2 separate regions of the Homo sapiens genome follow, and region 1 is linked to region 2. The links are chromatin loops, found by intact Hi-C in ENCODE. Cell type or tissue: GM12878. All regions are shown on one strand. Links, peaks and the distances in the headings refer to the core of each region. The heading gives the core; the rest is flanking DNA.

Region 1 (15,758 bases), core at 4,834-12,833, 110 kb after region 2:
GGTACATGGAAAACATGAAAGAATTTAAGGGAGGACATTTTTAAGGTGAAGTAAAAGAGAAAATTTGATCTCCCATTCTGTATTTTCTGCAGCAGACCATTTCTATCTAAAAATTCCTCTGGAAAGATAAAGGAAAGGTTTTCATTTTAAAAATTAGTCCATTCCATCCCAGGGACTTTGCAAATAGCATATGAGAGGAGCTGCATTGATATGGAGTAGTGGGAGGAAGCAGAGTTGGTGGATCAGCGCTGTGCCAGTTATGTGACAGAGACTCGGTAAGGAATACCCTTGAAGAAATGTGGAAATGGTGTCCTATTTTAAATACATTGGCTTATTGTTAAAAGAACCCTTTGGTGAGCCCTTTCATAAATTGAAGAATCTTTTAGAATGCAAATAATGTCCTTTGTTGTAATGAGGTGACAAAGATTTATTCTAAGAGTATGAAAGGAGACACCATTATTGAGCATCTCTTACAGACCATGCACTGTGCTGAGTGCTTGTCACACACCCTTAAAAGAACGTTATCCCCCATTTATAGATGAGGAAACTGATGGTTAAATCCAAAAGAATTTAAGGGAGTGTATAGCAATATAAAAGATTCGAGACAATAAAATGGAAGTGGGAATGAAAGAAGAAAGAAAAGCAGAATTGGAGGCAAAAAATGCAATTCAGAATGAGGTGAAACATGCCGCCCAAATTCTTCCTATATGTGAACTTTAAACTTAGATATGAGTTTTCCAGGAGCCAGTGCTCCTGGAAGCCTGAATAGTTAGGAGCACTAAGACTGACGATCGCTCAGGAGTTTACTGTCCTCCAAATTCAGAGCAAACAGCAATATCTTTAACTATGAACTGTTCAACAATGTCCTCAACACCCTTACAATGGACTTCATCTTGATTCTAAGGACGGTTCCTTTTGTCAACACTAACTGCAGGCTAATGGCATCACACAAAAGTCCAGTTCAAGGAAACTTAGAATGTTAAATAACTTGCGCAAGGTCCCAGAGTGAGTGGGTGGTTCAGTCGGGCTGTGAACCCACACACTTTGTGCCACACACTTTCTACTCTCTACCGTTGTGTCTCTTTGCTCTGGGTTCTGGTTCTGCCAGGTACTAGCTATAAGATCTTGGGCAAGCCTGTTAAACTTTATGAGCTTCTGTTTCATCATCTTTAAAACAGGAGTAATAATATCTATCTTGCAGGACTGTTGTAATATATGTCAGAGAGTTTGGCACGTGGTAGGCTTTTAATGGTATGCAAACACTCTTCATTATGAATTCAGGTATTCTTACATGAGAACTTCTTAAAATAGATATTTCTGTATTTCTCATTTCAGACCCCAGGGAAGAAAGGCAAGTTTCTTGGGTGAGATTCTATTACCAGGGATGAAACATTTGAATAGCAACAGTAATTTAGCCAATTACGGCAAATTTCTAAACATGTTTTTCTATAAAATTACTAGTGTCCTTACTCACCAGCACAGCTGAAAGTACCCCTTCCTGCTTTGCACATCTATTCCATATTCTTCCCCCAAAAGATAATGACTTTAGCAGGCTACATGTTAGGCTTGATTTATAAGTACAAGAAAATGGGAAGGGAAGATCCCCAAAATGATCACAACTCAGATGACTGGATTATGCATAATTGCCCTCCTCTATGTTTTGAACTTCATGTGAAATTATATTACTGTTACAGTTTTTTAAAATGTCATGTTTATTAAAATGGGTTATCATTGAGTGGTGGGATTGAGGAGAGTTTTACAGTGTTTTCCCTTATTTTACTTATCTGTATTTTTCTGTAAAGAATGTGTATTGCCTCCGTAAAAAGAAAAACATTAATACATTAAACAAAGTTTAGAGTTGGAAATGGAAGCAGAAAGGGTGAGAAGTTTGGGAGAACAATGAACCAGCCACAGCAAGCAAGTAATTAACCCTTGAAGCCTCTGGGACCTCAGGCGAGCACAGCGAGGTCAATGGATATTGAAACGGGGCAGCCAAGGAAACCAAAGCATGTTTTTTTCCAAGCAGTGGGAAGAAGTCATGATAATAGCCATCACCTGAGAGAATGCAACAGCAGTTACTTTTGTGTGAGCCCCGGAGCACAGCAACTGTTCCTTATTCATCTCTGTATCCCCAACAGAGGGTGTGCCAAATAGTAGGTGTTCAGTAAATTTTCGTTCCATTGAATTTGTTGTTGAAGGAGTAAATGCTGCTAGAAATAGACGTTATCAAACAAAAAGCTAGTGGAACTCTTGGAAAAATGGGCTCCTGTGGTCTGGGGAACAAAACCCCTAAATGGACATGTGCCAGCAATCTAACACATCCACTCAGGCAGGCTTAAGCAGATTAACACCTACTGGCTTGGGTGAGAAACCCTTTTTGCCTGGGGAGCAGAAAAGAACACCCCTTGAATTCCCTTTCCTACCAGTGAGACCTCCAGTGAGAATTGCTGCTGCTGCTTTTCTAAGGAAGCTAATAAAAGAAAATCTGCGCAGCTTACAGTTTGTGCTTAGTTTTTAAGACAATTCTAATGCTTTTTGTCGGTAAAACAATAGCAAATCTTCCCTATTTGTTCAATTCCCATATTTTTCTCTTATTCCCCCCTCCCCTCCTCACATTTCTATTTATTTAAAGGTCTGAGGATAGCGGTGGAAGCCCCTGATAGTTGAGAATCCTATAAAGATCCCAAGAGGAGCAGTTGTTGGTCACCTTACAGTATTGAAACTGCTACAGGGGAACATTTTCTTCCCCTCCCATCCCCAACAAAACACTCTTCTTCCCCAAGGTTGCTTTGTTTTGGAAGGGGTTTTAAGCACAGGACAGGAAGGGTGCTCGGAATATAATAGACAATCAGTAATGATTTGTCAAATAAATGAATTAATGATCATCCAACATAAACCATATCTCATGCTCATTTCCTTTTATACATTGACCCATTCAGTCTTGACAACAACCTTTTGAGGTAAGTAGTATTACCTCCTTTTTCAGGTGAGAAAATTGAGGCCCAAGAGGTTAAATGACTTGCTCAGGTAAGTGGCAGAGTTGGGATTTCAATGCAGGTCTGCCCAACCCCAAACCCTTTCCATAGCAATGTTTCTTACAGTTGAATGTGTATTTGAATCACTGGAGATCTTGTTAAAAATGCAGATTCTGATTCAGTAGATTGGGAGTGAGGCCCTTATATCAAACTTCTAAATGATGACAATGTGGTTGGTCTGTGAACCACACTTTGAGTAACAAAGCTCTATAACATACTGCCTCCTGTCACACATTCTGTATGTTAAGGGCCATTAAAAATCAGAAGCTGGCGAGGCGCAGTGTCGCATGCCTATAATCCCAGCACTTTGGGAGGCTGAGGTGGGCTGATTTCTTGAGCCCAGGAGTTTGAGACCAGCCTAGGCAACATGGTAAAACCCCATTTCTACAGAAAATACAAAAGCTGGGTGTGGTGGTGTGTGCTTGTAGTCCCAGCTACTTGGGAAGCTGAGGCGGGAGGATCACTTGAGCTCAGGAGGTGGAGGCTGCAGTGAGCTGTGCTCACGCCACTACACTCCAGGCTAGGCAACAGAGTGAGACCCTGTTTCAAAAACAACAACAATAACAACAACAACAACAACAAAAACCTGAAGCTTTGAGATTCTGCTACAGACTTCTGAAAATTTAGAGTGCTTCCCAAGCTACCTGGCTGTACCCTTTTTTTTCAGATCTTGGACTGAATCCTTTAACCCAGGGGTCCCCAACCCCAGGGCCAGTACCGGACCGTGGCCTGTTAGGAACTGGGCCGCACAAGAGGTGAGTGGTGGGCAAGCAAGCATTACTGCCTGAGCTCTGCCTCCTATCAGATCAGAAGCAGCATTCGATTGTCATAGGAGTGTGAACCCTATGAACTGCACATGCAAGGGATCTAGGTTGCACACTCCTTATGAGAGTCTATGCCTGATGATCTGAGGTGGAACAGTTTTATCCTGAAACCATCCCCCCCACCTCTTCCCCAGTCTATAGAAAAATTGTCTTCCACAAAACCGGTCCCTGGTGCCATAAAGGTTGGAGACCACTGCTTTAACCTTTTCCTTAGGAGGATTCTGTGAACCATCACAGATATTGCTCAAGTTTTAACCTAACCTACGCCTTTTGTTTGTAAGCTCCTTTAAGTGTGTCAAGATTCTAGAGCTGCTCTGCCCTATCCTATAGCCACTCGTGGCTATTGAAATTTAAATGAATTAAAACTAAATACAATTTAAAATTCAGTTTCTTAATTCCACTAGCCACATTTGAAGTGCTTAATAGCCACAGGTGGCTAATGGCTACTGTTTTGGATAGCTAAGATAGAAAAAATTTCCATCTCATCACAGAAAGTTCTATTTGGACGATGTTGCTTGACAGGATTTGCTACTAAACAAGCATTTCCTGTAATCTTCATGATTGAGACAGGGAAAGAAGACTATATATTGATATTTACCTGTATCTCTAGGTATGTCATTGGCTATCATCTTTTTTTTTGTTTTTTGAGACAGAGTCTCACTCTGTCATGCAGGCTGGAGTGCCAGTGGCGTGATCTTGGCTCACTGCAACCTCCGTCATTGGCTATTATCTATCCTTAAGACAGCTGTGTCTAAAGAGACCTCCTATTGAAGCTAGAAACCTCATCTGTTTGAGTTACACTTTACCAATAGTTCCATGGTCAAAATCTGATTGACAGAACTGACCGGGGCAGCAAATGAATCAGTTCCTTCTTATGTTGCTGCATAATCTAGCCTCTGCCTATCTCTGCAACTTCCTCTCCTGCCACTCTCTTCCTTATTTATTATACACATTTGTCAGTTCCCACTATGCCAAGCTCTTTGCTGCCTGAGGCCTGTGCACATGCTTTTCCCCGTCGCATAGAAAGTTCTTTTTCCCTCCGCAACCTCTATGTAGCTGGCTCCTTGTAAAACTTCAGGTCTCAGATAAATGTCACCTTGTCAGGGAGGCATCTCTGACCACCAACTAAGATGCGTCCCCACTTTATACTTTTTCATAGCACACTATTATTTTCACACATAGCACTTTGACCATTTGAAATTACACCTTTACCTGGCAGTTTACTTCTGTATTGACTCTTACCACTAGAATGTAAGTACCATGCGGGAAGTGACTATTACTCTTTTTCACTTCTGTACTCCCAGGATTTGGTACAAATTAGACACGAAATATATATTTGTTGAATGAATGAACAAATGAATGAATGAGGGAGCCTAAAGTCCCAGCAGCAAGCTAAGATTTGATTTTGTGATCCAAAAAAAAAGAGTCAATTAAACAATCTATTTTCAATCCCAGCTTATTTTTCGTGATTCCATTCCTTTAAAGAAAAGGAAGTAGCAGGGACGAAAGAAGGAGGAATTCACTAGCACTGACAACTCTGAGGTCCTGTAAATGAGTCATCGCAGACTCTGTGGCAGGGCTGAAGTGTCCATCCTATCCCACTCGGTTTAGCTGCCCTCAGAATAACTAGGCTTTTGTTATTTGGAAAGACTAAGGGTCGGTTATCTTTGTTACATCCTCAACTGATGTAGAGAAAATGCAGCTGGGCAGGCCAGATGTTCTACAGTTAGGGCCATTTATGAGGAATTCGCTTTTATTTCATTAAGTATCCTAGTATCTCAATGATTTAATTTGCTGGTTTTGTGTTGCAGGGAACCCATGGTGGGAAGTTGAAAACATGAGTTTAATAGTTAACTTTTATTGTCATTGCTGAAGGAGGGAATACTTAAAATGACATCATAAACGAGGTTTTAGAACCCTTCGGTGGCCCGATGGGACAGAGTAGGAGCTTAACGTTTTGCTTTAGATGCCATTAAAGAATTGCAGCCCAATGTCATGTTAAATAGACTGATCAGTTTGGCACTGCCTGCCATGCTCCCAAGGAGGAAAGGAGCCAGTTTTCCTTAAAGAAAGTTAAGGTTTCTAAACTTTGCCAACTTTGCCAGGTCATGAGGGAGCGTAGCAAGCCTACAAATTTGGGGAGAAAATGGACAGACAGGCTAGATCTTACCTTGTGGAAATCTGTTGGAATGGAATCCTTTAACCAGCCTCTTATCATGACATTGCCGTAAACCCAACCAAAATTGGCCATATATCAGGTTTAATTTTAGGTACCTGAAATTTATTTCATTTCCCTTTCTTTCCCCATTTAAAAAAACAATTAATAAGTACAGTCAATAAAATATATTTAGAAATGTGGACATGGAACTAGACGTAGCTACAGATAAGCAGAGTGACTGTTTTCCTAGTGAGTCATAACTCATTATCTGTACTACCTTGTATTCCCTAGTCCTTGTATCGAAGGATGCCAAAAGGTTATGTGCAATGAATTAATTTTAGCTTTGTGCCACCGAGCACACATAATACTGTTCCTTTTTCACAGCTGAAAAATGGAGAAGTGTCCATCCAAAGTGGGACATTTATTTGTTAAAGAGTCCCAGGTACTTGACTGGCCTTGATTCTCAACAAGTCAAACCTGGTAATATTTACATTGTCTGATCAACGATATGCTGGAAACCCAAAAAAATAACTGGGTCACATAAAATTTCACATATTAATAAGATTTTAATAAATTTTTAAAGCTAACCATTGTTTCATTTAATTTTCCTCACCTTTTCTTTCTTTCTTTCTTTCTTTCTTTCTGGTTTTGGTCCTTTTTACGAAATTGATTTTTCTGTTTTTATTATAAACTACTTCAAAACTTTTTGGAAAGTAGATGGGATATATAAGTCAAGCGATAATTTTAAAATAGAAATAAAAATTAACTGGGCATGAAAACCATGTGCTGAGTTGACTTTTTTAAAAAAAGAAACATGGCAAATACATTTTATAAGATTTACATAATTGTTTTACAATTTACACTATTGTTCAATGAAAATTTAAGAAGCCTACCGTAATAGATTTCCTAATATTTAGGTTTCTAGCATGGGTAAATAGTTTGTGCTTTATAATATAATATGCCTATATAATCATACATGTTGTTAGGAAATTGGGTTTCTTTTCTCCAAGACCATGACCCACATTACATGCCCAGATCCAGTCTAATTTAGCAATGGAGTATTTCAAAAGTGGTACTTGAGAAAAATATCATACATAGTCTTATATAGGATGACATTTTTAATGCCCCATGGAGATATCTGAGAACAAAGCTGGAATGTGCCAAAATCTTCAAAGCTTAAAATCATCTGAAGAGAACCTGTTTCACATTTGTATTTCTAAGAAGCTACGTTTATGGCTCTTGAACACATTGCACAGAAATATCTGAAGCCATTTATGATATTCCTGTGGCCTTGTCTATCACACCTGCCATAACTTGAGGCCTCCACATTGCTTCAAAGAAAGCCAGGCACACTCACTAGCTGGATGAGAACTATGAGAAGATCCTAGACATCTTTCTTTCACACTCTTCCCTCCCATCCCTTATTCCCTTTGAGTCTGTCTCCTTATTTGAAATGTTGCTACACTTTGAGAAACATTTCATCCAAATGGTTTCTGCTTCATAATGCAGAACTGTTTTATTTGTATAATTTCCCTGTTTATTTCAGAAGTTAGGATATTATCACTAGCAGACTCGTGTGTGTCTCCCTGGTGATGACAGGGATATTTGGGCAGGATTATTTGGGTAAATGGCTCTTTCTTTAGGGAGAAAGGAGACTCAGGATGGTTGCCCAATAATCCCAATCTTTGAAGAACTCCTGAGAGCTGCATGAAGAGCTGCGAATGGTACTTAAATTCTCTTCCCTTTTAATGTTCAGTGAACAAAGTCATTCTTTTCACTACACGTACTTTTTCTGAGCCTTCTAAGCAGGAACTACAACAACCCACTATGGAAAGAAAATGGGAGGGAGGTGGGAGCCTGATCACATTCTTCCTCCTCAAAGCAGAAAACAAAATACAGTTTGAGGCGCATCTATATAAACAAATACGGCGATCTCAAATCTAAATTTCCACAGAAGAGGGCTCTCTAGCTGTGTACCCAAAGTGAAATCAAAGCTTGATCTAATGCCATTTATCAACAACCCAGCTTTTCAATACTTTGAAGAATCCAATTTCCTTAGCTGTCCCTGACAGAGGGCCACTGAGTTTATTGACTAGTACACAAGATAGCAAGTCCTTCCAGTTTCTTAAGCATCCGCTCAATCCTTCTCTAAGTAGGTGTAGTTCCATAGAGAGAGGAAACTTTGGGGAAGGAATTAATCAAAAGTCTCTGGGATATATACTTTTAAGTTTCCTAAAAATAACATGCTCTCTCTTGCCTCTACTTGGAATACCTTTTCTCCCCTCTCCTTCATGCTCCCATGATACTCTGACCCTTCTTCCAACCTAGCACTCCTCACACTATATTGTTACTGTCAGTTTGCTCATCAAGAACCTTAACCTCTAAACATAAACTCCCAGGGGGCAGGGACCACACTTCTATTGTTTGCTATTATATCACCACCTATCCGAAAGTGTTTAGCACATAGAAGCCACCTGAGAAATATATTTTGGAGAAATGGATAGATAGGTGAGTAAATGAGTAAATGCTCCTGAATGGAGCAATCTGACCCTATTTATTTGGTCCTCAAAAAAAAAAAAAAAAAAAAAAAAAAAAAAAAAAAAAAAACTTTAGTTCCGAGTCTATTCTGGAAACAGTCCTAAATAGAATTAGGATATAATTAAGTCCATGCTGTGAGGGTCTGGAGGAAGATTCTAACTTGGAGGGTGAGGGAAACATCAAAGGAGGTGAGTAGGATTTTATCAGGCAGAGGGTAGAAGGAGGCTAGCCCAAGAAGAAGGAACAGTGTGAGAAGTGATTAGGAGAAAGAGAGCTCTTTAAGGCTTTTAGAGTGAGGCAGTGGGTTCTTTGCCCCAGCACTTTGAGGAGGCACAGGCTTCATGAAAACGAGACTTAGTGAGTAGTGTGAGAGGACAGAGTAGAGTCTGGAGGCAGGGTACCAGCTTGAGAGTCACTGTGGATGTCCATGAGAGGTGGGGGTGGCCTGAACCAGAGGCACAAGTGGGATGGGAAGGAACAGATCAGTCTAGATTAGTATTAGAACAACTGGACTTGGGAAGTGTGATGGAGAATGCCCGCTGTTGCCCCCAAAGCTGTTCCCCTTTCCCTGCCTGGGTACATGCTATTCTACATTTCCCAGCCTGTCTTGCTGTTACATGAGGCCATGTGATTAAGTCCTCGCTGATGGAATATAAGTGGAAGTGACGTGTGCCACCTTCAGGCCAGGGCTTTTAAGAGAGTCGGTTTTCATCCTCCGTGCCCTTTTTCCATTTCTGCCAGCTGGTTGCAGACTTAACAAAGCCCTCAGGCAGTGGTCCTTAACCTAGTGAGCATCAAAATCACCTGGAAGTTTGCTGAACAAGATTCCTGGGCTCTGCTCCTAGAGTTTCTGATTCATTGGGTCTGCAGCAGGACCAGATAAGAGCATTTCTAATAAGTTTCCAAGAGATACTGATACTGCTGGTCTGTGGATCAGTTTGGGAAATACTGCCCTGGGCTATGTGGGAGCTTAATATTGAAGGAGCACGTGTTTCCAAATGACTGCATTACAGAGAGCCTCCTTTATGACTGAATACCCTAGCAGTACTGTCTTCAAGCATGAAATAGATTTCTGTTGTGTTAACTCCACCCGTGTTTGGATCTATTTGTCACACCAGCTTAGCCTACCCTAACTAATACAGGAGTTGAGGGAGAGGAAAGATTTGAAGCTGACTCCCGTATTTGTTGCCTGGGTAACAGGAGGGTAGTAGAGCAGGTTTGGATGGAAAGGTAATGAATTAATTATCATAGCCTGACCAAGCCCTCCACTCCATAAAGCCTGGAATCTTTGTGAGGTCTTCCCTGATACTTCCAGCCACATAGAATCTCTCCTTCCTTGGGAACCTCATAGCATTAGTTTATATCTCACTTATTGCATATACCACATTCTTCCTTCCATAACACTTGTCTCTGTACTTTTCTTTATCCTTGTGTTCCCTCTTGGTAGCAAGGCCTTGGCATATTAATCTATTTATTTCCCATAGCACCCAGCACAGGACTTGGCACATAAAATGTCCTCACGGGGGAAAAAAAAATACATGTGTGTACATATATACATGAATAAACATATATAGGATTCTAGATCCAAAGCTTTCAATGCAGTTTTTTTCTTTACACTTCAAAAGTATGGTTTCAGGTATTGAATCTAATGTTGCAAATGAGAAGTCTGCTATCAGTCTGGTTCTCTCTTCTTTGGAAGTTATATACATTTTCTTTGGGGAAACTAGTAAGATTTCTTTTATCTTTGATTTTCTTCATTGGGCTTAGAGGTAATTTTTTTTTCCATTTATTCAGCACATGTTCAATGAGAGCTTTTGGTCTAAAAAGCCTTGTCTTTATTCCATTTTATAAAACTCTCAGCTATTACATCTTCACTTTCTCTCTATTCTTTCTCTGGAACACTTATTAAATGAATATTAGAATTTCTGAGTTTATCAGTCCTTTTTCTTAACATCACTTTTATACTTACTATTTCTTTTTGCCACATTATCAGAGAACTCCTCAGCTCAGTCTTTCGGTTTACTGATCTCTTTCAGTTGAATCTAATTTTCTAATATTCAACCTATCTATTGAAATTATTATTTCAACAATTATATATTTCCTTTTGAAGATCTTGACTCTCATGGGTATGATTTCTTTTTCTTCTTTCTTTCCTTTCTTTCTTCTTCTTCTTTTTTTTTTTTTTTTAAACAGGCTATCACCCAGGCTGGAGTGCAGTGGTCTGATCATAGCTCACTGCAGCCTCGAACTCCTACGATCAAATGATCCTCCCATCTCAGCCTCCACCACAGGTGCACACCACCATGCCCAGCTAACTTTTTTAAAAAGCTTGTGTAGAGATGGGGGTCTCAATATATTGGCCAGAGTGGTCTCGAACTCTTGGCTTCAAAACATCCTTCCACCTTGGCCTCCCAAAGTGTTGGGATTACAGGGTGAGTCACCATGCCTGGCTGATTTCTTTTTAGTTCTCATCTTAACAATACTTTTCAGGTTGTCCTATTAACTTCATTCCTTTGGATATAGACTCTCTCTGTTCTTAAGTTTGTTGTTCCTCCTTCATGGAATTGGGCTTCCACGGATGCTTGGGTGACTTTTAATTGTGGTAATATATATCCATATTAACTTTTTTTTTTTTTGAGATGGAGTCTTGCTCTGATGCCCAGGCTGGAGTGCAGTGGAGCGATCTTGGCTCACTGCAACCTCCACCTCCTGGGTTCAAGCGAGTCTCCTGCCTCAGCCTCCTTAGTAGCTGGGATTACAGGCATGTGCTACCATGCCCGGCTAATTTTTGTATTTTTAGTAGAGATGGGGTTTCACCATGTTGGCCAGGCTGGTCTCAAACTCCTGACCTCAAGTGATCCACCCACCTCGGCCTCCCAAAGTGCTGGGATTACAGGCATGAGCCACCACGCCCAGTATAAACCATTTTCAAGTGTACAGTTCAATGGCATTAAGTACATTCACCATGTTGTGCAACCATCACCGCCATCCATCTCCAGAGCTTTTTCATCATCCTATACTGAACCTCTGTACCTATTAAACACTAACTCCTCATTTCCCTTCCCTCCAGCCCCTGACATTCACCATTCCATTCACTGTGTCTGTGACTTTGACTATTCTAGGTACCTCATATAAATGGAATCATATATTTGTCCTTCTGTGTCTGGCTTCTTTCATTAAGCATACTATCTTCAAGGTTCATCAGAGTTGTAGCATGAGTCAGAATTTCATTGCTTTCCAAGGTTCAATAGTATTCCATTTATGTATATACCACATTTTCTTTATCCATCATCCATCGATAAGACGCTTCAGTGGTTTCTGCCTTTTGGCTATTGTGAGAAATGCTGTTAGGAACACTGATGTACAAACATCTGTTTGGATCTCTGCCTTCTTTTGGGTGTGTATCCAAGCTTGGGTAATTCTTGGTTGTAAATTAATCTTATGAGACTCCTGTGCATATCTTGGACTGTGTGGGCCTCCACACAGTCTCACGGTAGCATCAGCCTCATGCTATGTGCCCGGCAGCTCTAGCTTAGCTGAAGACCCACTCACATCACAGCCCTTGCCTCCTTATGGTTGCCATAGCTTAGTGTAAAGTTTCCTGTCTGCCTCCCTTTCCAGAGAAAAAGAAAGCAGCTCAGTTTTTGATTCAGAGAGTTCCCTTTCTTGTTTTCAAAATGTTTGTGTATTTATGTTATATAGCATTATAATCAATTCAGTGGCTTAGTTTTGGGATTTTATCATATGCTTAATTTGCCAACTTGAAAACAGCAGCATACAGAATGTGTACCAATGAATAAATGAATACCTGTACGTCATTCACAAATCCAGGAAGATACCCAGGTTTTGGCATTATCTTTTGGAGATTGTGGGAGAAGAATGTTTTTCCAGAAAGCCCTGTTTTTCTTTTTTTGAGACAAGGTCTCACTGTATCACTAAGGCTAGAATGCAGTGGTGCGATCGTAGCTCCTGGGCTCAAGCAATTCTCCCACCTCAGCCTCCCAAGTAGCTGGGACTACAGGTGTGAGCCAAGATGTCTGGCTTTTTGTGTGTGTGGAAATGAAGTCTCACTATGTTGCCCAGGCTGGCAGAAAGCCCTTTCTTCAAACATTAACTACCCAAAGTTTTTGAAGGACTTTCCATTACCTGTAGTGCTGAGGCCAGTGTACTCAGGGGAAGGATTGCTAACAGGGGAAGAGGGAGGTGGCACTTCCACAGATGTGGCAGATTTTGCTGGAGAAAACGATGGCACTGGTGAAGGGGTTGGTGCGGCAGCCTCTGTCAAGATGATCTCTTCTCGGACTTCTGCTGTGGATAGAGATAGGGTAAGTTTTTAAAACCAAATGTAAAGGCAAGTGTCTCTAAAAGACTTTAAAAAGTGAAATATTATTCTAATCTGTGTGATGTCACTCTCTTGTCAAACTCTTCGATGGTTTCCCATCACCATCATGACACTCAAGGCAATTTCTGTATATAAATATGCCCACTTTATTTAATTTGTTTATTTATTTATTTATTTATTTACTTATTTTGAGATGGAGTCTTGCTCTGTCACCCAGGCTGGAGTGCAGTGGCGCACACTCGGCTCACTGCAACCTCTGCCTCCCGGGTTCAAGTGATTCTCGTGCCTCAGCCTCCTGAGCAGCTGGGACTACAGTTGTGCACCACCACACCCAGCTAATTTTTTGTATTTTTAGTAGAGATGGGGTTTTGCCATATTGACTAGGCTGGTCTTGAACTCTGGTCTGAAGTGAGCTGCCCGCCTTGGCCTCCCAAAGTGCTGGGATTGCAGGTGTGAGCCACCAGACCCAGCCCACATGCCCACTTTAAAGAGGAAAAAGACATGATTGGTTTGATACCACTTAACCTGTTCACCATAACTAAATTCTTTGAGATACAGAGTTAAAGAAACATAAAGCACAGAAGTAAGGATACAAATAACATTACCAAGTGGTGCAATTCCCAGGAAAATGCTGGCTTACCAGTGCTTCCTTCTCCCTTCATGGCTCGCATGAGCTCATTGGCCCGCTCCTGACAGTGCAGAGATTCTAACAGGTAGAGCACGTAGTCATCAAACATTAAGTGAATTAGGTGAAAAGACCCTGGTGAAAAAAAGGATCAAACAGAAAGTAAGTCGTGCTGTCTCGTGTATGCCCCCTCTGTCTGGTCAACTGCACAAGTTACACAGTGTTCTAAATGCTCTGCTCAAGAGTCTAATTTTCCACTCAATTATGATCTCCTCATGGTCATAGGTTGCAGTTCTTGGCTGTATCCTCACCTTAGCCTAGTGCTTGGCATAAGGTAAGTGTCATTAACACTTTGTGGCAAGTGAATCTTTTCCTTGCTGAAGTTATATCAGTATGACACCATCAAAAATGGCACCCACCGAGCCATCTCTGAGCTCTTGCTTACCCACTGGCCTCATCCTCATGTGAGCACCGCTCACTCTCTTCGGCATTTATTAACATAGTGTCTCTCATTTTTATCTCTTCCACCAGCATATTATTCCCCCAATTGGACTTTAAGTATGTCCATGGCAGGGACTTTGCCTTGTATTGCTATCTACTAATGTACCTGACATAATTCTAGGAGCCAATTTGAAAATTTAAATCTGCAACAAGTTATTTACTTATTTCCCTAAATGTTTTCAAGACCTCATTTAGCACATGGTTCTTAGAAAAGGTAATTCATTAAAAATAGTTGGTCTTTTCAAGTGGCAGTCTTCATTTTTCAATTTAGAGTAGATTATTTTGTAAAAGGGAATGTGAACAGTCATTTTTAAAGACTTTCCTATATGCCAGTCTCTGTGCTCAAAGTCTTATCTTCTCTAATTTAATAACTACAACCATGTGGCAAGGTGGGTATTTTTATTCTTATTTTGCAGGCCAAGCACTTATGCAAGATGACACGATTAATAGATAATACATTATTTCAAAACCAGCTTTTTTTTGCATGTCATGCTGCTACCATGCACAGTGGAATGGTGCACCTTCGGTAGGGGCTCAGTTAATGTCTACTGTAATCAAGGCCTCATGGACCCAGGGTCAGAGAGAGGGGCCAAGCCTTTATCTCCCATCCCATGTTTCCAGGTCCCAATAGGACATCTCCATGTAGATATCCTGCAGTCCCTTTAAAATGTCCAAAACTTCTCACCTCTCTCCAAGCTGACCAGTATACTGTTTGCTTTTTTCCCATTTCCTTCTAGTTTGCTTTTTTAGAGACTTTTTTTTTTGAGACGGAGTCTCACTACCTTGCCCAGGCTGGAGTGCATTGGCGCTGTCTTGACTCACTGCAGCCTCTGCCTCCCGAGTTCAAGCAATTTTCCTGCCTCAGCCTCCCCAGTAGCTGGGATGATAGGTGCGTGCCACCATGCCTGGCTAAGTTTTGTATTTTTAGTAGAGATGGGTTTCGCCATGTTGGCCAGGTTGGTCTAAAACTCCTGACCTCAGGTGATCCACCTACCTCGGCCTCCCAAGGTGCTGGGATTACAGGCATGAGCCACCACGCCCAGCCTTTTAGAGACTTTACGGGACTCTCTGGCATTATTTTTTTTGTCATTCTGTCTTCATCATGGATCATTACCATCACCATTATTATCATCATCACATCTACTGTTTATTGAGTGTTTACTCTGTACCAAAAACTCTGCTAAGCACTGAACATATGTTTCTTCCTTACAACAAACTGTGAGGTAGATGGTATTATCCTCCCTTACCGATGAGGAAATGAGTCTCTTCATTAGTAATCAAGTAGGGATTTGCCTCAGTTTGGTCTGGCTCCGTAATCTGTTCCCATTCCCCTATAAGTCATTTAGTTCAATATGTTCATAGCACAGATGAGAAAATAAGGCCCAGATGGCATAAGTGACTTGGCCCCTACAGGGGCCACTTGAGCTGGGAGCTAGGTCTCTCCAAGTCTCAGACATAAGGTAGTGGAGGCTAGTTGGGGGCTTGTGGAGCACTCCTTGGTGAAATTTATGTATTTTCTCCTTAACTGCACCTGGCTTCTGTATACACCCACACCCTTCATCTCAGATCAGTTAATTCTTTTGGTCTAGAAAGGCTAGAGAGGAAGATCCCTGGCTTAACTGTAAGGCCACTAGATGCTCAGCAGGTCATGAACATGACCCCCTCTCTCTACAGCCTGCCATAAACTCCTGTCCTTGTTCCCACAGAGCTCAAGGCCAAGGTCCACTGTCCTGCA
Region 2 (15,758 bases), core at 3,240-11,239:
CCCAGTTCCTAAAGGCCATGGATCAGGCCCTGGGGTTGGGGACCCCTGCCCTAAATTATATCTCCATTGTTGATTTCTTCCCTGACCTCCAAACTTCTTTCTTTAATCACAGAAATTATAGGATTTTACAAAGAGCTATAGAAACTAATAGATTTAAATAAGGGCAGAAAATATATTAAAATGGACTCACTTTCATTTTTTTAAGATAATTATATCTATGATAGATCTATATAGAGGATATTCAATCTAACACAATATTAAATACACTGCCACCACCTTACTTACACTTACAGACTGATTACAGAGCATATTAAAGTGTCCTGAAGTCATCCTGTTAACTAGGGCTTTTCAGGCTAGTGATTTTAGACTGGAATGTGCATTCCAAACACCTGGGGATCTTGTTAAAATGCAGATTCTGATTCAGTTAAGTCTTGGTGGGACCCATAACTGATTCCTTGTTTCTTTTTTCTAACCTTCTTAAATTTGTATGTGTACCATACAGTATTTTTTTTTGTAGTTTTTTTTTTTAATTTTTAATTTTTGGCCGGGCATGGTAGCTCACACCTGTAATCCCAGCGCTTTGGAAGACCAAGGCAGGAGGATCGCTTGAAACCAGGAGCTCGAGACCAGCCTGGGCAACATAGCGAGACCCTGTCTCTACAAAAAATAGATAAATAAATAAATAAATAAATAAATAAATAAATAAACTATTTAAAAAGAAAAAAATTTTTTTAATTGTTGTGGGTACATAGTAGGTTATATATTTATGGGGTATATGAGATATTTTGATACAGGTATACCATACATAATAATCACATCAGGGTAAATGGGGTATCCACCATTTATGCTTTCTGTTACAAACAATCCAATTACACTCTTTTAGCTGTTTTTAAACTGTACAACAAATTATTGTTGACATCACCCTGTTGTGCTATCAAATACTACATCTTATTCATTCTATTGAAGTACATTTTTGTACCCATTAGCCATCCCCACTCCTCATTCTCCCGCCACTCCCCCATTATCCTTCCCAGCCTCTGGTAACCATCATTCTATAGGTACAATGTTGTACAGCAGATCTCTTGAACTTAATAATTTTACATTATTGAAATTTTATATCTATTGAATAATAACTCCCCATCTTCTCCACAGCCCCTGGTAACCACTATTCTACTCCGTGTTTCTGACCTCCAGGCTTTTATAGACCTCTTAAATTTAGCGGGTCCTAAGCAGGACTCTTGAAGTTCCCACCAAACCTGTTCCTCATCAGTTTTCCATCTCATTAAATGGTAGGTCCATTCTCCCAATTGCTTGGTACAAAAACCTTGGAAATATCCTTGACTCCTCTCTTTAATATCTATCCATCAGCATATTATGTCAGCTCCACCTCTGAAATATACCCACAATCCAACCACTTCTCCCCACCTCCTCCAGTATTACCAAGTCCAAGGTACCAATATTTCTCTGGACTAATACCAAAGCCTTGTAAGTGGTCTCTGCTTCCATGCTGGTCACTCTCTAATTCATTTTCTACATAGTGGCTAGGATGATCCTTTGAAAGTCAGATCATGTCACTCCTCAAAGTTCTCCAGTTCCCATGGCTTCTCATCTCACAGTAAAAGGCAAGGTCCTTACAACTTCCGTACAGGATTCCACATAATCTGGCTTCCTGCTACTTCTCTGACTTCATTTCTACTATTCTCCCTGCCTATGCTGTTACAGACACACAGACCTCCATGGACCTTCTTAAACATGCCAAGTACTTTCCTGCCTCAGGTCTTTTGAATTTGCTTCTCCTTCTGCCCAGAAACTCTTTTTCTAGAAACTTGCATGGCTCTCTCCTTACTTTCTTCAGATGTTTGCCAAAATGTCACTTACAGGAGACATTCCCTGACCACTCCATATCACTAACCTTTAGCCCTCTCTTTTTGCAACACCTCCACCTCCTTACTCTGCCAGAACCTCTCTCATAGCACTTGTCACCACCGGACGTAGTATATAATTATCTGTTTACTTGTCTGCCTCCTTCCACAAGACCAAGTTCCACTGGGGCAGAGATTTCTTTGTTTTGTTTACTGCTTTCTTCCCAGTGTCTAGCATATTACAGGTGTTTAATGAATATTTGCTGGTTGAAGGAAAAATGAATTAATTCAAGAAGCTTTTATTAAGTGCCTTCTATTATATAAGCTAGGCACTGTGCTAAGAAATGAGGGCAGACACGAAGTCAAATAAGAACTTACTGTGCACCTATTATATCCCAGATCCTTTATGTATATATAATTTTACTTGATCCACTCAAATGACTTTCTTCTCTCTCTCTCTTTCTATGTCAAGTATCCACCATGTATCAGGAGATATCAGAGGCAGGGGAGACACAGCTATAAACAAAAATGGAAACTAAATCTCACAAAATTGAGTAACCTATCTAAAGTGTTTATGGAATCCATATTTCAGTCTCTGGCTGGGTAGAACAAAATGCTAGGCACAAAGTAATTGCACAACAAATCCTTACTACTGTGAACCATTATTGAACCATACTTAGTACGTCTCCCATTTCTAGAAGAATGAAACATGTAACAAATGATTTCATGTAGTATATGTCTATAGTACCTCGAGTACAGAATCTATGAACAAAGGTTATCATGTAAAAATTTTGTTAGCTACATTTTTGGTTCCTTAAAACAAATTTTTAACAAAATTTTGTTGTTATTGTTATATACCACTCCCAAACTGCCTATGTATTTCCCCCTAGAATACTACCTCCAACAAATTTTTTCTTTGACAAATCTTGTCCAGTTTCTTTTTCAAATCCCCCAAATACTCATTGCTTCTATAAGCCTCTCCAGAATAATACAACCTGGGTCAGTAATTTCTACCACTTGCTTTCTTTTCTACCTCCCAAACACAGAATATAGACCAATTTCCTTTGGATAGGCATGAGTTGGATTTAACCAGGTATTTACTACAGGGCATAATAATAAATCAAGGTTCCACTTACATTATTATCAGAGTTAATCATCTGTACTTTAAGTTCTGCCTTTCTTGATCATAACAGTCTACAGTGCATCCTCTTCAGAAGGAAAGTTGATTTCTGTATTATGCCTTGTATCTTTAGTTATCTTTTTACCTGTCATGTTTCATCTCCATACCTCTACTGTAATGTTTCTTGAAGACAGACAGTGGGTCACATAATCTTTTATAATGACACAATATGTGGCCCAAGGCCTTCATATTAAGAAGTATTTAACTAATAGGTTTTTTTTTTTTTTTTGGCTGTTCTGTTTAGAGATAGCAAAATCTAAACAGTTTAGGTGTACCTGGATCCCTTGTGGAAAAAAGCGAAAATGCAGAAAAAAAGTATTTTCATTTACTGTGCTTCACCAACTCCTCCTAGTCAAGGGAGAATGTCTTAAAATAATCAAATGTGGAAATGACCTTAATTAATTAATTAATCTTGCCTAAATCATTATTCATGCTTTCTGGGTATTTCTCTTCTTTCAACAGACTGTAAATTCCTCAAAGATGGTCTCTATTTTCTAATCTCTCCTTATCAGCACTACCTATTAGTGTTTCTAGATACAGTAAGGTGCTTACTAAATCTTGACCATAAATACAGAGGGAAAAAATGAATCTGGTTCATTTATTAGGGGAGATTCTATGTAGTGATAAATGAACAATTGGGTGAATGGTGGTACCACGTATTGAAATGTGGAAAGAAGGGGAAGAAATAGGTTGGAGGGATGAAAATCAAGATATTAGTTTGAGGTATGTTAAACTTGAGATACCTACTATACATCCAAGAGGAGGAGATGAGTCGGCAGTTCACTGTATAAGTCTAGAGCTTAGGTGACAGGTCAGGGCTGGAGATATAAATTTGAGAGTCATCAGCATATATGGATGATTTTCAAAACCATGACTCTTGAATGAGATCACCATGGCAGCAGAGATAGAGACAAGATAGTATTGCCTCGGGGCACTCAAACATTTAGGGTTAGGAAAACGAGGAAGATCAACAAAGAGGTTCTCTATTGTGTCCTAGAAACCAAGTGAAGAAAGTATTTCAAGGAGGAGGGAATACTTACATCAAATTCTATTGGAGAATTTAAAAAAAGAGACTTGAGAACTATTAGCTTTGGCAAAGTTGAGTTGGTGACTCTGATAAACACCTTTGCAGTGGGGCGGAAGGCATGTAGCCTACAGAGGGTTTAGGAGTCAAAAACGAGTAAAAAGAATAGAGAGAGTGAGTACAGAGAACTCTTCTGAGGACACTGCATAAAGAGGAGCATAGAAATAGAAAGGCAGCTTGAGAAGTGGGATAAGGGAAGGTGTTTTTGTTTTTAAGATGAAAGATGTGTTTGGGTGCTGATAAATGATCCAATACATTTTTTAAAATGATTAATATAAGAAGAGAGAGAGGGGAAATAAATGCAGGTGCAAAGTTAATGAGAGAGAAAGAGATCCAGGACAAATGCTGGCCACAGAAGTAGCAATGATTCATCCATTGTGACAGATGGGAATACAAGGGATATGGCAGTATAGATGCAGACAGATAGCAGATGCAATGGTGGAAAGATAAAGTTTTTTCTTAATTTCATGATGAAACAGGAAACAAAGTCAAGAAATGAGAGTGAGGAGAGGGCAGTAAGCATTGGAGGTGTGAAGAAAAGCTGTGAAATAGTCATCTTGGAGTTTGCTAAGGAACCGGTTGGGGCTGGTGGTCTTAAATTTAAAGTAGACTCGTCAAAATGGTTGTGTCATTTTCTCTTATCATGTTCAAGTGCTTGGTGGAGACCCAGAGTAGGAAGAAAGCTGGAGTTAGCCAGTTTGTTAGGTTTTGCCAGGTGAGTACGACTGAGGGAGCGCACAAGGTGCTAGTTAGAGATGTATGGAAAGGAGTGATTATAGTAATGAACCTCAGGTGGAATCTAGCCTGGGTAAGGAGAGAAGGCACAAGTGAGTGAAGAACAGTGGGAAAAAATGACAGACTGACAATCCTCCGAGGAAGAAAGAATGTTGGATTGAGGGTACTAAATAAGAGAAGGTGCTTGAAATTGGGATTTTAGAGGAGGCTAGTTTCAGGTATTGTTACAATCAAAGTCTTACACTTGTAGTCTAAGATATAATCTGAAAGTTTAAAAATCACCCTTATTTTTTCTTTTTCAACCCATACTCCAATCTATCAGCAAGTTCTGTGAGCTACTTTTAAGACATATTAAAATATTTAAAACATATCCCCAAGTATGAACTCTAACCACTACCATCCTACTCCAAACATGCAACATCAGTTATCTTTTGGACTTGTCTCCTTGCATCCATTTGTGCTCCACTATGTCAATCTTACAAATAGTAGCCAGGATATCTTTAAGCATAAATAAGGTCACATCACTTCCCCTCTTAAAACACTCCAATATCTTCTCATCTCACTTAGAAGAGAATGGAAAGTCCTACACCGCCTGCTGTATCTGGCTCTTGTTACCTCTCTTTATCTACCACTCTCCCCCTTGCATATTGTGGCCTAGTCACACAGGCCTTCTTGCTTTTCCTTAAGTGTACCAAAGCATCCTCTTGTCTCAGGGATTGTGAACTTGTTCTCTCAGGGACATTCCTTTCCAATCATTCTCAGAGATACTCTTACTTTTCCACCTTTCTGTTCAAATGTCATCTCAGAGAGGTCCTCCCTTGTTCCCTTAAAGTGTCTCCTCTCTCTTAAAATGCTTTACCTTTCTTCAGAATGCTTATCACCACCTGCCATTATATTTTAAATTTGTTTACTTTTTGTCCCCCTCTCTACAAAATAAACTTCCCAAGGGGAAAGACTTCATCTGTTGTTCAATGCCCAAAACACAGCACACACAGCAGATCTCGGTAGCATTTGCTGAATGAATGACTCAAAAAATACACACTTCTTGATTAAGAAGATTTCAAAGATTAAGACTGAGTTTCTGATTATCTGAAACAAAATCATTGTGAGAAAATTCAATTAATTCTATGTTTAAAATGCACATAAAAAGACTAACTTTGCAATGTAATATGCATTAAGCAGTTACCTGATCTTTGAGAAATTTTCGGATGTTTCGATGGGCTCGGGAACATTCGGTTAATAAGCTGAGAACTGGAGTTAGACCCTCTCTATAGCTGCTTCCCTATAAAAAAAAAAACCATATGTTTTTGAAATACGTTAGTTTTGTTTCTAACAGTATTACTTTCCTTCATGTAACTGAGGATATCAATTTGTTTTTGAGGTGGGGACTTTTTTTTTTTTTTTTTTTTTGGGAGAGGGAGTCTCCCTCTGTTGCCCAGGCTGGAGTGCAGCGGCGCAATCTCGGCTCACTGCAAGCTCCACCTCCCGGGTTCACGCCATTCTCCTGCCTCAGCCTCCTGAGTAGCTGGGACTACAGGTGCCCACCACCACACCTGGCTAATTTTTTGTACTTTTAGTAGAGATGGGGTTTCACCATGTTAGCCAGGATGGTCTCGATCTCCTGACCTCGTGATCCACGAGGTGGGGACATCTTATGTTACCTAAGCTTACAAACTATTTTAAAAATTCTTTTCCTAAAAACATTTCCATTTTATCATCTTCATGTTTACTATTGCCTTTTTTGGTCCTTCCTGGATGTTCCTACATTTTCTAGGATTCCCATGGGCTTAGCCAAAGGGCTTGAATGAAGCAAAATTTTGGTGACTGGACTATGCTACCTTGCTGCCTTTTAATACAGATACCTGACAAAGTGAGTGATAGACCAGAGAATGTATAAACAGCTCACAACAAATGGGAAATTGACAAGGTCTTCTTTTTTCTTTTTTTTGGGAAGATGTCTTTTAGGTATTATGAAGAGTATTTAGCAAGTTTTTGGGGGGATATTTTTTATTTCTAGGACTCACAAAGTAACAAAATGGAACAGTAATTACTTTTTCCTTTGTTTTCAAGCACTAGTCATAATTTTGGTGTTGCATGAACATAATTTTCAGCATTAAACAAATAAATTAACATGGCTTCAGCAATTTATCATATATTGTAATAAACTGCTTTCCAAAGTAAAAACAATTATGCAGCACATCAGTCAGAAAAAAAGCTTAGATTTAAAAATCATGCTCTGTGATGTGTGTCTGTATGTATGGCACATTTACATTCTTTGGAAGCATCTTCCCAGGGCTTCCATTTTATCAGCCTTACCTTGTCTATTCTCTTCTCCATAAAATTCAGTAAAACATGAATGGCCTCCATATTCATACCATTGTATACCATGGTATTGTTTTTCAAAACTGTTTCTTTCTCAGCTGTTTTATTACTGGGCAGTTCATCTAGAGTCGTTGCCTCTTGGGCTGTTTCTTCATGGGTTAACGGACAAATGAGAACATCCAAACAAGAGACTGGAACATTGCTTAAAAGGTTGACTGCATTGCTGAAAAGCAATTAAAAAAATACAATATTTTAACTTGATTGAATAGTCCTTTAAAATGCAAACATAATAAGAAGTTCAAAAGTGACTTTTAAGAGTCAATTAAAATATTTCTTTTCCAAAAATGAGCCATTATGGACACTTGACACTTACTATGAGATAGGAAATAAAAAACTGTTTCAAATATATGTTGTACAAATTAGAAAAAAAACAAATGTTGAATAGACAGACACAATCACATGATGTCATGTCACTTTCTGAAATGCTAAAATAGGAATTAGTGAGCTTTAATGCCAGCTCCTTAATTTTATTATGGCAACAATGCTAGCTTTGCATTTCTTCCCTGGGATTTTAAATCCTTTTGTGGATCCACTGGTGTTTTATTATTCCTTAGATTACAACATAAAGCATTTGAGAAACACTGAAAATAAGCAGCTTATCAGTAGCAACAACAATAAACCAAATATGGTAGAATTAAGTTTTATTCTTTCTAAATGTAGAAAATACAATTTAAAAATCATCCCAATTTTTGTAAGACATATGCAGAAAAAGGGAAATGGAGTTTTTTCTCTCTTTCTTATCATCAGGTCTCTAAATGAAGTTAATATAGCTATTTCTAATCTCTAGCCCCTAGGCCTTTCAGCTGTGTATTAATGAATACACGAGACTGGGATGCACACCAGTAGGGGGAACCCAAACCTTATATTTTTGGCATTCCCTAAAAACCTTGTTCTGTTGTTCAGTGTACAAAAGATTAAAATGACACTAACAATTTCAAAATTAGATATGTTCTCAACAAACATATTTTCTTCCATGAGTTATTTCATATTCTTTCATCTAAAAGGAGTGGTGGTGTTCTGGGCTAACTGGCTCTTATATGCCTGTGCCTTAGAACTTCCTGATCAACAATGGAAAGACAGGCATTTTATTTCCTAGTGACAGAGAAGCAGATCTAAAAATAACCACATCCTGACTAAAAATAAACTCCTGCAAATGCAATTTAAAAGTCCAACCACTTGGAAACCAAATTTAGAGCTTAATCTATCTGATACTATCTTAATTTAGACCAGTAGCTCCTTCTACTTTAGATTATAGTGACACCCTAAAAAATAAAGCAAAACAAACAGAAAAACAAAGAAATAGAAATACAAAAATTTTTCTTTCCTCTACCCTGAATTGTGCTCCACTTCCCCAAGAATGAATATTTCCTTTCTTTTTATATTATGGAAAAATAAAAACCAGTAACAAGTCAGTTGAAAAGTTAGACAATGCAGAACAGAAAGTGGTAATGTATAGGGCATCAAAAAAATGAATCAAGAGCAAAAAATAATTTAACAAGTCATATGAATAAATGGTTCCTAGTAAAATACAAGTTATTTGATTGCCCTCACTAAAACCAAATACTGCTGCTGCTACTGGTGTTATGCACAAAATCTCTATATTTGGTTATTGGTAAATAATCAAAGGTGGCTGAAATATAAGCTTTCCCCAAAACTTTCTCTTAAAACTTTTTTTTGCAAATATCTGTAGTTTATCTTATCTATAGTTCAGAACGTTTTGCTTCTATCTTAAGCACTTAGAAATTGTTACTAAATAATACCATAGATTCATTGAGAATAAAAGGGGGGAAATAACTCTACCTTAGAATTATTTTCAAAAACTGTATACAAGCCATTCTGAAATGTTATGATTTTTTCCCTAAACATCAGGCAATAGGCTCTTAAATACACTGACCGTATGATGCTCTGAACCTACCAGAGACCAGATTGAAAAGTTTCAGATGGGTCATTTCATTACAAAGGAATGTTTCCCCTTTAAATTCGTTTAAAGTAAGCAGTTTCCAGGAATTCAGTAAATTTAAGAAACCAAATGTAGAGTTTGATTCAACAAATATTTGGAGGTTTTAGGCTTTTCAAGAAAAGTTCCCATTTTCTTATTTCTTATTTAACAACTTGGTTTCCAAACAACTACAAAATTAATTTTTCTGGCTCACTGTGTTTGAGCTATTCTTTTTAAGTAAGGAAGGCCAGCTTTTTGAGCTCTGTCACTTCTCTGACAGTTTTATTTGTGGTAGAAGAGTGTATGAAATTCTCCAGCTACCAGGAAGTCAGTGACTATGCACAGATCTGCACAATAGTGTTTGCATTCCTACTCCAGGGGGTAGAAATACTGTGTATATTACACTCCCCTTTTCAGCTTCCTAGAGATCATTAATCACTGAGACATGACATCCTCCCGCTCATGCTCCCAGCCCCCTCCTGATATGCAGATTCAAAAGCAAGACCTATTTAGAACTCCTTAATGCCCTGATTAAAGCCTTGTCAGTTGTGGGAGAGGAAAGGCAATCTAAAATCTAGTCCTCTGTGAATCGCTGGACAAAAACATGAAATTACACTGAAGAACATGATATGGCACACGTAGATCCATAGCTGTTAATAAATCTTGCTGGTCAAATGTATCTTCTTTATATTTGGGGCTTACATATCTTTTTTCAAGGCTGTAAAGTCTATGTAAACGAATCTTAAAATCTCCAAAAGATTTTCCTTTTGCCCTCTTTATTCATTAAAAAAAATTGTTTTTGAGATAGAGTCTCTTGCCCAGGCCAGAGTGCAGTGGCATGATCATGGCTCACTGCAGCCTTGACTTCCCGGGCTCAAATGATCCTCCCACCTCAGCCTCCTGAGTAGCTGGGACCACACGCACACGCCACCATGCCCCTTGCTAATTTTTTAATTTTTAGTAGAGACAAGGTCTCACTATGCTCCCCAAGCTGGTCTCAAACTCCTGGGCTCAAGCAATCTTCCTGCCATGGCTTCCCAAAGTGCTGGAATTACAGGCGTGAGCCACTGCACCCAAACCCCTCAAAATCTTTGAAAAGTATTTTTTTCTTTTGTGGTAAGAGCACTTAACGTAAGACCTATTCCCTTAGCAACATTCTAAGTATACAATACAGTATTGCTAACTATAGGCTCTGCTACACAGGAGATCTCCAGACCTTATCTTGCATAACTAAAACTTTGTATCTTTTGACTGACACCTCCCCATTTACTCCTCTCCCCAGCCCCAGATAACCACTATTCTACTATCTAGTTCTACAAGCTTCACTATTTTAAACTCCTCATAAAAGTGGGATCATGGAGTATTTGTCCTGTGCCTGGTTTATTTCACTTATCATAATGCCCTCCAGATCCACCCATGTTGTTCCAAGTGATGGGATTTCCTTCTTTTTTTAAAGGCTGAATAATACTCTACTGATTCTGCTCTGTGTGTGTATACATATATACGCACATTTTATCCATTCATCTGACTGATAGACATTTAGGTTGTTTCAGTATCTTGGCTATTGTGAACAGTGCTGTAAGGACCATGTGATGAAAATGCAGATATCTCTGTGAAACAGTGATTTTATTTCCTTTGGATATACTCCCAGAAGCGTGATTGCTGAATCAAATAATTCTATTTTTCATCTTTTGAGAAAACTCCACACTGTTTTCCATAATGGCTATACTAATTTACATTCCCACCAACAGTGTAAAAAGATTTCCTTTTCTTCACATCCTTACCATCGATTATCTTTTGTTTTTTGAGGTTTTTTTTTTTTTTTTGGAATAACCCTTCTAACAAGGTATGAGGTGATACTGAGGTTTTGATTTGCATTAGTGATGTTAAGTACCTTTTCATGTACCTGTTGTCTGTTTGCATGTCTTCGTTGGTTAAATGTCTATTCAGGTTCTTTGCCCATTTTAAAATCAGGTTTTTTTTTTGGCTATTAAGAGTTTTTTAATAGGTTTTAGATATTAACCTCTTGAGGTATATGGATTGAAAATACTTTCTCCCATTTCTTAAGCTGCCTTTTCATTTTGTTGACTGTTTCCTTTGCTGTGCAGAAGTTTTCTAGTTTCATGTAATTCTACTTGTCTATATTTGCTTTTGTTGCCTGTGCTTTTGGTGTCATACCCAAGAAATCATTGCCAAGACCAATGTCCGTAAGCTTTTTCTCTCACGTCTCCTGCTCCTGCTCCTCCTGCTCCTCCTCCCTCTTTTTTTTTTTTTTTTGACAGGGTATTGTTCTGTTGCTTAGGTTAGAATGCAGTAGTGTGATCACAGCTCATTACAGCCTCAACCTCTCAAGTTCAAGTGATCCTCCCACCTGAGCCTCCGGAGTAGCTGAGACTACAGGTGTGTCACCATGCCTGGCTAATTTAAGTGTTCTTCTAAGAGTTTTATTGTTTTAGGTTTTACATTTAAGTCTTTAATCTATTTTGAGTTGATTTTTGTGTATGATGTGAGATAAGGATTCAATTTCATTCTTTTAGTGAAATCCAGTCTTCCCAAAACCATTTATTGAAGAGACTATTTTTTTCCCCATTGTGTATTCTTGGCACCCTTGTTGAAGATAACTATATATGCATGAGTTTATTTCTGGACTCTTTCTTTTGTTCTTTTGGTCAATATGTCTGTTTTATGCCAATACAAAAACTGTTTTGATGACAAAGTTTATGGCCTTGATTATGGTAATACCTCTCAGGTATTTACTTAGAATTCCAAACTCATCAAGTTGTATACATTAACTATGTACAGCTTTTTGTGTATCAACCAAACCACAATAAAACCATCTGAAATGATTCAGGCAACGAAAAGAACGATCCCCGACCAGGTGTGGTGCTCACGCCTGTAATCTCAGCACTTCAGGAGGCTGAGGTGGGTGGATCACCTGAGGTCAGGAGTTCGAGATCAGCCTGGCCAACGTGCTAAAACCCCATCTCCACTAAAAATACAAAAATTAGCCAGGCATGCTGGCGCGTGCCTGTAATCCCAGCTACTTGGGAGGATGAAGCAGGAGAACTGGTTGCACCCAGGAGGCAGAGGATGCAGTGAGCCAAGACTGCACTACTGCACTCCAGCCTGGGCAACACAGTGAGACTCTCTGTCAAAAAAAAAAAAAAAAAAAACAAAAGATTTTCAGATGTAAATAAATAATTTTATTTAATCTAACTCAATCCAGTAATTATTTATTATTTACTTATGCCAGGCACTATTTCAGGCAGGTATCACAAAGAAAATAAAGAAAAAATTCCTGTCCTCACAGAACTTATTCTCTGGCATGGACAGAAAAGTAAATAAAATTTTTTTAAAGTTAATTAAATAATATGCTAGAAGGTGATAAGTGCTCTGGGGGAATAACCCATGAGGGTAAACTAGTATGTATGGGTTATACTTTTTTTTTTTTGAGAAACAGTCTTGCTCTGTCGCCCAGGCTGGAGTACAATGGCGCCATCTTGGCTCGCTGCAACCTCCGCCTCCTGGGTTCAAGCGATTCTCCTGCCTCAGCCTCCTGAGTAGCTGGAATTACAGATGTGTGCCACCATGCCTGGCTAATTTTTGTATTTTTAGTAGAGACAGGGTTTCACCATGTTGGTCAGGCTGGTCTCGAACTCCTGACCTCGTGATCCGCCTGCCTCAGCCTCCCAAAGTGCTGGGATTACAGGTGTGCGCCACTGCGCCCGGCCGGGTTATACGTTTAAATAGGATGGTTAGGGAAGGCTTCACTGAGATGAGTTATTTAAATGACTTGAAGGGATTAGAGAGAGAGTAATGTGACTGAGGAAGGAGCATCAGAGGAAGAAGAGTAAAAGCAAAGGCTCTGGGGCAGGAGCAGTGGCATGTCTGAAGAACAGTAAAGAAGTTGGTGTGGCTGACCCACCATACATAAGAGGAGTAGGATATGACATCAGGTAGATAACAGAGAAGACCAGATTGGTCTTGTAGGATATTATAACTTTAGATCTTATTCTGATGGAAGTGGAAAATCATTCATTGCAGGGTTTTGCATGATGAGATCCTCTTAACTTAGGTTAAAAAGGTCACTCTGGCTACTGCATTGAGGACAGTCAGTAGGCCATCAAAGGTAAGGGAGAATAGTTAGAATGTTACTGCAATAATTCAGGTGAGTGCACAAGGTATTAACAGTGAAGTGGTTCATTCGATACATAATGAAGGATTTCCTGACAGGCTAGTGTGGAGTGTGAGAGAATCTAAAGTTCTAGCCTTAGCAAGTGAAAAGCTGGAGGTGCCATAAACTGAAAATGGGAAACACTGCAAGAGAAGAAGCTTTTTAGGGGGATGATAGAGAGTTTAATTTTGGATGTTAAGTTTGGGGTGTCTAGTTGACATCCAAGTGGAGATGTTAATAGGAAATTAGCTAGGTGAGTCTGGAGTTCAGGGAGGGAGATCAGGGTTACAGAGGGATATAAACTGAAAAGTCATCAGCATGTAGATGGTATTTAAAGAGAAGACTGTATTAGATCAGTAAAGGAGTGAGTGTGGATTAAAAGACTATGAAAGCTGAGACTGGAGCACTCGATCAATCATTCAGAGGCTGAGGAGTAGACAAAGAATTTACAATTAGTTAGGTAAGAGGAAAACCAAGACAGCATGGTATCTAAGAATGGAGTGATGATCTGTGTCAAATGATGCTGACAGATCAAGTAAGATGACTGAAAAATGTCCACTGGATTTAGCAACACAGAAGTCACTAGTGACCCTAACAATAGCCATTCTAAGTGGAGTAGTGAGGCTAAAAGCCTCGGTGAACTGGATTCAAAAGAACAGTAGAGGAATCAGATAGTTACCACTTAAAGGAGTTTTGCTACAAAGAACAAGAGATGACTACAGCAGCAACAGGTGGGGAAGCTTCAAGAAAACTTTGAATGGAAAGACCCCTGAATGCTACCCTCAGTGAAATACCTTTTAACCCATGGTGACCAGGTCATTGTTCTCTAAATGTGCTGTAGACATACTCTCTTTTCTGTATTTGTCCATGTTTTCTCCTGCCTAGAACATTTTCATTCTTTAAGACTAGCTCAAACCTCACTTTATTCATTCAACAAATATAATATTTGCTATGCCTTGTGCTAGGTGCCAGGTATAAAAAAGAAAATAAACTCCTTTTCGTAAGGGAAGGCAGCATAACATAATTAGTAAAGCACTGGGTTTGAATTCTAGTATGCCTTAGGCAAATTATACAACCTCTTCTAGGCCTTGTCCTACCTCTAAAATAAAGGAGCTTAAACTTACCAGGTTGATGTGGGTATTAAATGAAGAAAGGCATGCAAAGCATTCTGCCTGGCACATAGTAAATGTCAACAATTAAGGAGCTTCTGAACAGCAGACATATTCCACTATAAGAGGGAATAGCAAAAATTTGGAGGAATGAGAGATTATGGTACTTGTGGGGAACTGAAAACAGGTTCCTAAACCTAAAGCAAATGATAAGGCCTCTAAAGGAGGGGTCTTAGTAGGTAATAAGACCAGAAAGGTCTATTTATGTATGTATGAAATGGGGTGGGGACATTATAAAAAGTCTTGTATGTTATGATAAGGTAACTTACTAATGACCTTAAACCAGAGTTGTGCTGGCAGAGGAATAGATGCAGAAGCCTGATTACAGTGGGCTGAAGAATGAATAGAGGGTAAAGCCATGGAAACGGTAAGTACAAACCAGTAGTCTGCAAAGTGAGGTAGATACAACCCTGGAGGTACATAAGATGATCTACTGGGTGTGGGAAGAAAAGAGTTCTACTTTTTTTTTTTTTTTTTTTTTTTTTTGAGACAGAGTCTCGCTCTGTCGCCCAGGCTGGAGTGCACTGGCGCAATCTCAGCTCACTGCAAGCTCTGCCTCCCAGGTTCACGCCATTCTCCTGCCTCAGCCTCCCAAGTACCTGGGACTACAGGCACCCGCCACCACACCTGGCTGATTTTTTTGTATTTTTAATAGAGACGGGGTTTCACCGTGTTAGCCAGGATGGTCTCGATCTCTTGACCTCGTGATCTGCCTGCCTCGGCCTCCCAAAGTGCTGGGATTACAGGCGTGAGCCACTACACCCGGCCGAAATAGTTTTATTTTTATTATTTTTATCTAAAAAGTTGAAAAGAAATTAAGCTTTACTAATATTTTATAAATGAATTGACATTGGTACCCAGACCTGAACCATAAATCAAATGCTCCCCATGTCACAAACAAATGCAAAGTATCTTGAGATACTTTGAAAGAAGTATTAAAATTGAGAGAAGAGTTAAAATTCCATGTTACAGAAGGGTAGCAGTGATGTCCTTCCTTCCTGGTCACTCATTTGCTTTCTTCATTGGTCATATTACAATTTACATATGCCCAGTTAACTGGGTTTATATATTATATCCAGTTTTAACTAAACCAATTCTTGTAAAATGAACAAACTGTTTTAAATAATTCCTATAATACAAAGACACCAACATTGAAGATAATTAGTATAAGCAAAGGATAAGAAAATGGCAGAGCCTTTTGTATGCCATTATCATGAGTCAAAACAAGGACAA

Evidence for each region. Peaks named below come from ENCODE experiments on the same cell type or tissue, not always from the same donor. Only the 100,000 strongest peaks of a DNase experiment are listed, where the experiment ranks them.
Region 1: a loop joins it to region 2, with 4 times the contacts of the local background. A loop is called at or near these places in 16 of 110 quality-filtered maps.

The regions. Positions count from the first base shown.
Region 1 is chr12:106,730,029-106,745,786 of GRCh38, reverse strand. RFX4 (regulatory factor X4) reads right to left here. Exons shown (of 18, transcript NM_213594.3): 14 at 13,538-13,657; 15 at 12,702-12,863. The region is part of intron 1 of LOC100287944 (a long non-coding RNA gene); the gene reads left to right. Among named protein-coding and RNA genes, the nearest start is that of RIC8B, 37 kb to the left of the region's middle. In GM12878, for the core only: a CTCF peak has its summit at 9,238 (motif pointing left); no DNase peak of the experiment used is centred there.
Region 2 is chr12:106,834,237-106,849,994 of GRCh38, reverse strand. It overlaps RIC8B (RIC8 guanine nucleotide exchange factor B), which reads right to left. Exons shown (of 10, transcript NM_001330145.2): 5 at 7,178-7,406; 6 at 6,048-6,143. Among named protein-coding and RNA genes, the nearest start is that of RIC8B, 67 kb to the right of the region's middle. In GM12878, for the core only: a CTCF peak has its summit at 8,092 (motif pointing right); a DNase peak (open chromatin) is centred at 8,144.